Linked DNA regions of Mus musculus: region 1 is linked to region 2. The links are chromatin contacts, found by Hi-C or POLR2A ChIA-PET in ENCODE. All regions are on one chromosome and are shown on one strand. The core of a region is the stretch at or near the end of the contact, and the rest is flanking DNA. Distances in the headings are between cores, read along the strand shown.

Region 1 (4,665 bases), core at 779-3,278, 74 kb before region 2:
GAAGAGAATCTAGGTGAGTGACGTTTAAAGCTGAGGGGAAGGACAGAGGTCAAGGTCAAAGAGGCCACCAGCACGTAAGGTGTTGTGGGAAGGACTTTGGGTTTTACTTGATGTGATATGGGGAACCACTGGAGAGCCTGGGCTCTGATTTGCACTGCAGAACTCTCTGGAGGTTCTAAGGTCTTTGAGAAGCCCAGGATGGAAGGAGGGTGACAAGTCAGGGCCCTGTGAGAGGATGATGAAGGGTGTGGCCCGGGTGGCAACAGAGGGGATGAGCAGCTATATTCCTGGTGCTTTGTAGACAAGGGAGGTAGGGTGGCAATCAAACATGGCTTCTTGGGAAGTGGGGCAAGGAAGGTGCCATTTACTCAACTCTAGGGAAGGCAGTAAGAAGCCATGGAAAGATGGCCCTTCAGAGCTCCGTTTTGACAAGTTTAACAAGCTGTTGGTTTCCAAGAGTATTGTTCAGGAGAGAAGAAGGAAGGGATAGAAGAGGGAACCAAGTGCCCATCATGGAGTCTGAGGCCTCTGAGAGACAGTGCAGGGAGTACCCACGGCTGTTGCAGGTGCAGGCCCCTGCCACGTGGGAGGCGGGGTGCCAGTTCTGCCTAGTGACCTCTGCCACTGCTAACTACCAAATGCTACATTCCTACAAAGAGCTAAGGATGGAAGGCTGGGAGATCAAGGAGATAAGATTGAGGTCTGTTGAGCCTTCAGGGGATGAAAAATGAGGCCTCTGTAGAGGCCAGCCTGATGAAACCCTTCCTCCCCCTTTCCCAGGTCACCTAGAAAGATGTGACGATGAGGGAGTCAAATTATTGGTTTTCTGCAGTCCAACCACAACTCTGAATGCAGCCTGGGGGCGGGGAGTGGCATGGAGCCCCACCAAAAGCAGAGGAAGCTCACAGTTATTCATTTCTCGAAGGTTCTCTGTTAACAGAGGCAGCCTGAGGTCCTTTTACTTATGTCCTTTAACACAATCACAAGAGAGGAAGTGATACCAAGCTACACGGCTGACCTGCAGTGTGGAATTTGTACCCAGACTTGTTGCCATGACCTAACAGCATAGAGGTCCCTGCAGCAGGAAAACCACAAAGCCCCTCTTTACACCAAGGTCACTGCCTGGGGATGTGACTATAGGGTGAGAAGATGCAGCATTTAGGCTCTTTGAAGACATAAAAGTCTCTCAGACACAACTGGCATCAATGCTGCCCTTACTGACATTCACCTGAGTTCTGAGATCGAGGCTGAATGCCCTTCAAGTTTTTGAAGCTTCCCGGTATCCAAAGAACATTGTTTTCTGCTTTCTTTTGATTTCATCCTTTTCCTCAAACTTCTTTCTTATATCAGACCCTTTCTTATAACAGAAAGGGAGGTGGCAAGAGTGTCCTGGACACAGCAAAGCTTCCGACCTGACTTCCACAGAGCTTCTGTCCGGGTCGTGGAAATAAATATCCACACTCCCGAGGGACAAGTCTCCTGGCCTCGGACTAGATTCCTGTCGGGACTCAGGTCTCCAAGTGCAGGGAGGCTGTTTTGAACAGATGTTATTGCCTGCAACTGCCCAGATCCAGGATCAGGCCGTAGCCCGGACTGGCAGGCCTACTCCCTGGCGCGGCTGCCACAGGTCGTTGCTCGTAGCCAGGCCTCGCTCGAGTCACCAGGGCCTGGGAGAAGCAGGGGGCACTCCGAGGTTCTTTCTGTCCAGCCTGGGCAAACTCTCGGCACCACCTACCTGCTTGCTAAAGGTGCTGGATGCGGATCAAGGAACTGCCGGGGTCGCGAATCCGTGTGTGGCCGACCTCATTCTCCCCTAGTTCAGGAGCCTCTCCGACCCCACGCGCCCAGGCCCAGGGCGCCCATGCGGACTCCCAGGCGTAACTGGCCCTAGCCAAGGTTCCCTCCCTGAAGGATCTCAGTGAACACAGAGTCCTGAGCACCGACGCCCAGGCTGCAAACTTACCAAGAGAAACCAGACTAGGCAACAGGTTGACCGCGTTCGACTGTGCAGAGCCCTCGCAGATGAAGGGGGCGGGACGAAGCCAGCCACGCAGCTATTGGTCAGGCGTGGGGAGGAGGGGCGGGATCGGAAGCGCAGTCATTGGCCTGGCAGAGCCAGACTGTGATAGAGTTGGAAGTACGGCTGTTGGCTGGGCTGGGGATGCCTGGGCGGAGCTGAGCTAGGCCGGTCGCAGGGCCAGTGGATGAGTCCTGATGTTCCGGAGCGGCTGGTCTAGCGGCTGGTGCCCCGCAGGCCTTGCTTGAGGTCTCTTCTGATTTCCTGCAGGTGCATTAGGGAGATTGTTTCTTCCTGCTTAGTCTAGAACACTTTTCAGGGGAAGTCCAGATACCCAGAAAACTGCAGTTCTTAGATTCCGTTCCATTCCTCAGGCAAAGCAGATCTTCTAGCCAAGTACTGGAGGAGAGAGGGTCTTCATGTGATCTGCTCCTATGTCTCCAGTGCTCCATAAACGTAGTGTCGCACAAAATGTCATAGGGACATGAGTGCCTAGCCAGATGACACCAGCTGGGCTGGTAGGAACAGGATGCAGCAAAAGACTGCATCTATCTGGGGATATGCACCAAGCTACAACCGCTTATAGCTCCAACACCAGGGTAACCCGACTCCTCTGACCTCCACTGGCTTACAGAGACAAAGGAACGAAAGCTTTTCGCTTCCAGTCAATTCTTTCAACCAGAAGTAAAAAACGAACATAGTTAAAAAGAAATCAGTTACCTCAGCACGGCTAGATGGTAGAAATGTCTTATAACTCGATGTAGGTGGAGAGTACGCAGCTGGAGCACATGTAAAAATATATCAACTGGGGCTGGTGAGATGGCTCAGCAGGTAAGGGCACTTTTTGCCAAGCCAGAGATCTGAGTCTGACCACTGTAATCTGCATAATGGAAAGAGAACTAACTCCAAAAAGCATTGGCATTTATCACCCCTCCCATCATAAATATAAAACAGGAAAAAAGCTGAAAAATGCATCAATGACATACTTAATGCTATAATCTCCTATCTAATACAGTTTTAAAGACAAGCCTAAGGGAGCACTGAGGTTAGAGCTGCCACCATGCTGGAACTCTTTGAATGAAATTAGATTTTATTACTGTTTGTTTTAGTTAGGGTTCCCGTTGCTATGAAGAGACATCATGAGCATGGCAACTCTTAGAAAATTTAATTGGCATTTGCTTACAGTACAGAGGTTTAGTTCAATGTGGTCATGGCAGGAAGCAAGGTGAAGTAGGCACCATAGCAGGCAGACATGGTGCTGTAGAGGGGCGGAGAGTTCTGCCTCTGCATCCTCAGGCAGCAAGAAGGAAGAGCAAGTCACTGAGCCTAGGTGGAGCTTCTGAATTTCTTCAACAAGGCCACACCCACTCCAATAAAGCCTCATCTCCTAATAATGCCACTCCCTATGAGCCAATAGGGGCCTTTTTCATTCAAACCACACTGTTCTTGGTAGCTGTTCACAACCTTCAGCATATGCAAATCACACATAAGATTCATTGCCTGGGACAGACATGGTAGAAGAACTCCCCAGAGCTGTTTTCTGATGTCCACAACTGCCTGTCCCTACAAAACAAATTTGAAAATGTAAAAAACAACTCTGAAGTGAGGTTTAGTGACTTAGTCTTGTTGAAAGCAACAAGGGCCTCTTATTTAATTCTTGCAAAAAGAGCACCAGGCCTGTGAGGACCAGCGTCTAAATGCAGTTATAGATAGCCTTGTCCTTGCTGAACCACGAAGGTCATTGTAACAATCCAGCTTCCTGGCCTGCATGGTTCCCAATCGTCTATCAACACCTCTTTTAAAAATCTAGACAAGGAGGACTGGTGAGATGGCTCAGAGGGTAAGAGCGCTGACTGCTCTTCCGAAAATCCTGAGTTCAAATCCCAGCAACCACATGGTGGCTCACAAACACCCGTAATGAGATCTGACACCCTCTTCTGGTGAATCTGAAGTCAGCTACAGTGTACTTACATATAATAATAAAGAAATCTTTGGGCCGGAGCAAGCAGAGACTGAGGGAGGGGTTGACTGGAGCAAGCAGAGGACCTAAAAATTTAATTCCCAACAACCACATGAAGGCTCACAATCATCTGTATAGCTACAGTGTACTCACATACATAAAATAAGTAAATAAATCTTTAAAAAATAAAAAGATAAAAATCTACACAAGGGACAGTGTCATGCCTCCGGCATTGTGAGCCACATTGGCCATACTTCAAATGTAAAATCCATCTGGATACTGGCCATTGAGATTTCCATCTTAGAAATGTAGTGAGAATTCTGGAATTTTGTCTGTTTGTTTTTTAAACACAGAAATATTATAGGAGTGTGCTTTTGGTTTACTCCCAGGAGCAGGGATGTGGGGCTGCTTTGGACTCTCTGCAGAAGCTGACCATGATTTGCCTTGTGCTTTAGCAGAAGTGTGGGTTTGCCAGCTGCAGATGATTTCTAGGATTGTGTGACGTTAGGAGTTCTGGGAACTTTCCAGAGGGTCTATCAATAAGAGGCAGGGTCGGTCCTTGTTAGTCCTTTAGGGAGGTTGGTTGTAGTTTGTTAGTAGCCATGGTCAAAGAAAAAACAAAAGGAAAGAAATTAGATTCAGGGATTTTCCTAAGTCCTCTCTCCCCTGTGTCCTTGTTTTTCTCCTA
Region 2 (4,557 bases), core at 1,150-3,649:
GCTCTGGCTGTTCTTGTAGACCAGGCTGGCCTCAAACTCAGAGGTTCACCTGTCTCTGCCTCCCGAGTTCTGAGATTAAAAGTGTGTGCCACCACCACCAGGCTCAAATCCTGGTCTTTTGTTTTGTTTCAAGACAGGGTTTCTCTGTGTAGCCCTGGCTGTCCTGGAACTCACTCTGTAAACCAGGTAGGCCTTGAACTCGGAAATCCACCTGCCTCTGCCTCTCAAGTGCTGGGATTAAAGGCATGTGCCACCACTGACCAGCTCAAATCCTGCTCTTAGAGCAGCAAATTCTCTTATCTACTAAGCATTTCTCTAGCCCCCAAGCATCTATCAACTTTATTACATATTATTAGTTTTCCAAGGAGATTTATTATAGTTTTTTTTTTATTTCATAAAGTTCAGACTACTCAGAGCTGGAAGTGGAGTTTGCCTAACCTGCAGTTGCTCATCTCTTCTCATCTACAGCCCTCAACTCTATAGAGACTGCTGTCCTAGCTTTGGATAATAAGGCCTTGGGCCCAGGAAGCTCCTTATAGGTCTGGGCACTTCTGATGTTGCCATACCGTCTCAGTGCACGGGCCCACTGAGAACAATGAGAAACAGCCATAGAACTTCTATCTTGGTGTTCTGTCGGCACTCAAAGCCTTATTTTCCCCAGGCAACTTTCCAAAACCATTTGTGGCCTTTCCTGGAGACATGTAGCATGCTTTAGTACAGGCAGCTCCATATCACAGGTTTTCCCAGGTACCCAAGATGCTTAGTCTAGGAACATGAGGAGTATTGGCAAGATCAAGAAACCACAGTTCTTTTTGTGTGGTGGTCTCACAGTAAGCTAGGGGTGTCTTGCTTTGGGAGTCTGTTAGCACATTAACTTACCTATCGTACATATTCAGAAAGTATGTTAAAAGGAGTTGACAATTAGAAAATTGCCTCAGACAGTAAACTGTTAGCGATTATTCTGCTTTCGATAGAGCTCACCAAGAGATGGGTTTCAAGTGAAAAGCAGCAAAAGGGAAACAGGAATCCTGAAACTGAAAATCAACACACACCTAGGCAGTAAAATAAACGCGAGAAATAGGAATCAGAGGGGACTATGGTAAACTGACGTTCCAGAAAGGCAGGGACCGCTACCCCCAAAGCCCTTGGTTCTTGTTTTGAATGTAAATGTGAGAATGTGTTGTTAGATCTGATATTTCAAAAGAAGACTGGAAATGAGAATCCTTTGTGAAGAAGTAGGATGAGGGGCAAGAAGATGGGAAGAAAAGTATTTATAAAAGTCTCCGGGGGCTATACATCTGCAGGCTGCTTTTGCCTGGCGTGGTGGCCTTCAGGATACTTTGGAGGCACTGTCTGCTGACTTGGAAAAGAACAGATATGGAACACACCACGGGGCTTCTGGAAAGGTGGGAGTAGGGGTTGAGTAGGCTGGGATTAGAATGAAAAGTTCTCAATGTCCGCTCTGGAGGACAGAATTTTCTCAACAGTAGGGAGCGCACGTACCATCCAAAACAACGATAAAAAGTTTGAGAAGCCCTGCTGAAGACAGCAGGGAAGCACTGGGCCCTCTGAAGTAACGCTATGAAAACAATAGCACAGAAAGACTATTTGTTACCAGCGTGCGAACACAAGATCCGAGTCAGGTTAACAGCCATAAGGACACGGAAGAGTCGGACCTTGAGGACTCTTACAGGCAGCGACCACATTCTATCGGAAAAACAAGCAAGCTCTCAGCGGTCCAAGGCCTGTCTCCGCTAGTTAAGTTGGAAGGATCGGGAACCTGTGTGTTCTGACTGCTCTTTCGGCACTTTAAACCTCTTGTCCTAATCAGTGTATATAAGGATAGAGATAGTCGCACACGGACAGGTGGGCCTGTGGCAAAAATCCACAAGCCTTAGTAAGTGCTCTACGAAGACGCCCACACCCTGTCGGGTGGGTCGAGACGCATCCCGCTGCCATGGCGACCGCCTCCTTGGAGACCAGGAGCAGAAGCTCCTGTCCCCGGGGGCGCCCGCGTACGCTCCCTTCCCCCCTTCCTACGCCGCGTGCCTTCTTTGTTCTAATGCTTATTTGGAATAGGGAATGGGTGGGAAAGGAAGACCGAAATCCAGACTCAGTCCAGTAGGAAAGGTGACTGCTTAACTCCTAGACAAAACTGCCGCGGATCGGAAACCTCATGGGGAAGGTCGCTCTGGTCGGTTTCCAGCAGCGGTTCCAACATAGCTCCCATCCCGCTTCATCACCCAAGCTCGTGCCGCTGGGGTGACGTCGACTCGTGGGGCTCAGCCTCCGCGCACACGTGATGTGGAATCTCGTCGTTAATTGGTGGATCTCAGAGACAGCTCATTGGTCTGAAGTGCCCTAGCCCCGCCCCTCAACGCCCCTCAAGCCAATGAAGGAGGAGAGGGCGTGGCGCGAGGCTGATGCGGCGCGGGGCTCTTCCTCGCGCTCTCCAGCCCGTTCTGCTGCTGCTACCGCCGCCTCCGCGGTCGTTTCTGACCGCCTGGCCGCGGGGCTCGCCTGCAAGGTGAGATGGGCCCTCCGGGCTCCGTCTAGTTCACCAGAGACGGCTCCTGGGTCTGAGATCCTCAGCTGTGCTGGAGCTGGAGGCTTTGCTTTCTAGCCTGAGGAACTCTGTAGAAGCGGGATGGGGTGGGGGATGTGGGGTCCTGGGTACAAATGACGGTTAGCGGGCAGGGTACAAGTGACACCTGAGGGTGGGGGCGTAAATGTGGCTGACGTCCCGTTCCTACCTGGTCCTCGTGGCTCTATGTGACCTTGGAAGAGTAGCCTCTGAGCCTCCGGTGCCCGGGCACGATCATGAGGAGGATGTTGATGTTGGGAGTGTCGGCTCCAGAGACTCCTGCGTCAGCCTGGCGAGCTCAGAGAGCGCAGGGCATTATCTCAGATGGACAGATCCGCGGCCTTGCTCTTGGTGTGGGTACGTCTGAGGCCCGTTCTGCTGCTCTTGTCCCCTGAGAAAACAATAACACTGAGGTGGGGCGTGCCACACCCACAGGGATGGCGGTAGGAAAGGCCAGAGGGCCAGAGCCAGAGCCTCTCCAGTGTCTCACAGAAATGGTTGGATTTAGGTTCTGGACCAGTGCTCCTGTTAGTGAACAGGGCTCGGTTGGACAGCTTGAGTCTTTCCTCTTTAATCTTGGTGGTGGGATGTGAAGGTAGGGCATTGCTTTGCACTGGGGTGGGGTGGGGTGGGCTGGGTGGGTGGTGGGTGGGTGGGTGGGGGGTAGGAGCAGCTTTCACCCGTGTCTCTGCTTCTTGGGTGAAAGAGTCAATCTAGAGGCCAGATGAATCCAAGCAGCCTCCTTTGATGTCAGAGGGGGATGTGGGAAGTGAATGCTAGGCAGAGGAGAACCACACAGGTTGGTAGACAGGAGGGACTAACACCCTTTTCACAGGTCAACCCTTCCCTCCACTGTTTGTGAGAGTAAACACCTATTACCGTCCTTGCATCCCTGGCTTTGGGGAAGGGGGCTCCAAAGATAGGTCAAGGCTGAGGAGATGAAAGATTGCTTCCACATGCGACCTCCATGTAGCACTCCCTGTCTGAGACTTCAGTGGGTGTTCTTTGAGCTTTAAGGGGAGGTTGGATAAGTGCTTCTGCTGGGCTGATGATTGAGCTGTGACTGGGTCCCTGGATGGGTGTAGGGGAGGTGGTAGGAAGAATTGAAGGTTGTTTACTGCTCTGACATAGAAAGGGCTTTTATGGGGTTGGGAATGGTGGTTGAAGAATGATTCAGAGAGGAGACGGTAAAAGGTTTGGGGCTGTGCTCCCAGCCACACAGCACAACGCAAGCTGAAATTGGCTCTGTGATACCTTGGGGCTTAAAGGCTGCCTCTGGGAAGAGGTAGGTAATCAGAAGGGAGAGAGAGTGTCACAATGCAAGAGTTCCGTTTTGCCATGGGTAGATCACCTTTGCCTCTTAGCTTGGAGCTTGAGTGCTAGAACAGGGCAGCCTGGACTGGACAATGAAAAAGGCCTTATGACACCGAAGACCCTGGATTTTTCCATAACCACCACCTGTTTACCCACATGCTAGCTCTTTGGGAAGGTAGCTTCAGAGCTTTCCCCGCCCACATTTTAGTCACTCCAATTTCCCTAAGAGCATCTGAAATACCAAGAAGCCCTCAGTGTGCCCCCGCCTGAAGCTGTCCAGGATCTCACCTGACTTATGTATATTTGTTTTTTACTTACTAATTATTTGGAGATATTGTCTCAGGTGGCCCAGACTGTCCTTACAATCACTCTGTAGCCAAGGATGACTTGAACTCTGATCCTCCGGCTTCTACTAACCAAGTCTGCCTGCTGCCATACCCAGTTTTCTCTCCTCTCACTCCTGATTTGTCGACAGCCATCTAAGGGCAGGGGCATCATCTTCTTTGCCAGATGAGGGGCCTAAAGTAGAAAAGGCACCACAGCAGCCTCCTCCATAGTCTTCCCAGAGCCTGGTGCCCTGGAGTGAGGAAAGGAAGAAGGGCAGGGGAGGGGCCTCCTTCATCTCTTAGCTAGTTTCTGAGAAGCTGAACTCTCCGAGG

What was found. Hi-C counts contacts between places; a loop is a spot of excess contacts on that map. ChIA-PET counts read pairs that join two places held with the same protein, here RNA polymerase II (POLR2A).
Region 1: POLR2A ChIA-PET joins it to region 2 with 34 read pairs in Patski. The contact joins the promoter of Mavs here to the promoter of 1700037H04Rik in region 2. A Hi-C loop is called at or near these places in 1 of 37 maps with a recorded cell type or tissue (T-helper 17 cell). POLR2A ChIA-PET finds 5 or more read pairs at or near these places in 4 of 5 experiments (Patski and embryonic stem cell).

The regions. Positions count from the first base shown.
Region 1 is chr2:131,231,426-131,236,090 of GRCm38, reverse strand. It overlaps Mavs (mitochondrial antiviral signaling protein), which reads right to left and starts at 2,028. Exons shown (of 7, transcript NM_001206385.1): 1 at 1,964-2,028.
Region 2 is chr2:131,157,923-131,162,479 of GRCm38, reverse strand. 1700037H04Rik (RIKEN cDNA 1700037H04 gene) reads left to right here and starts at 2,399. Exons shown (of 6, transcript NM_026091.3): 1 at 2,399-2,527. Gm14232 (a long non-coding RNA gene) reads right to left here. Exons shown (of 3, transcript XR_003954063.1): 2 at 2,754-2,975.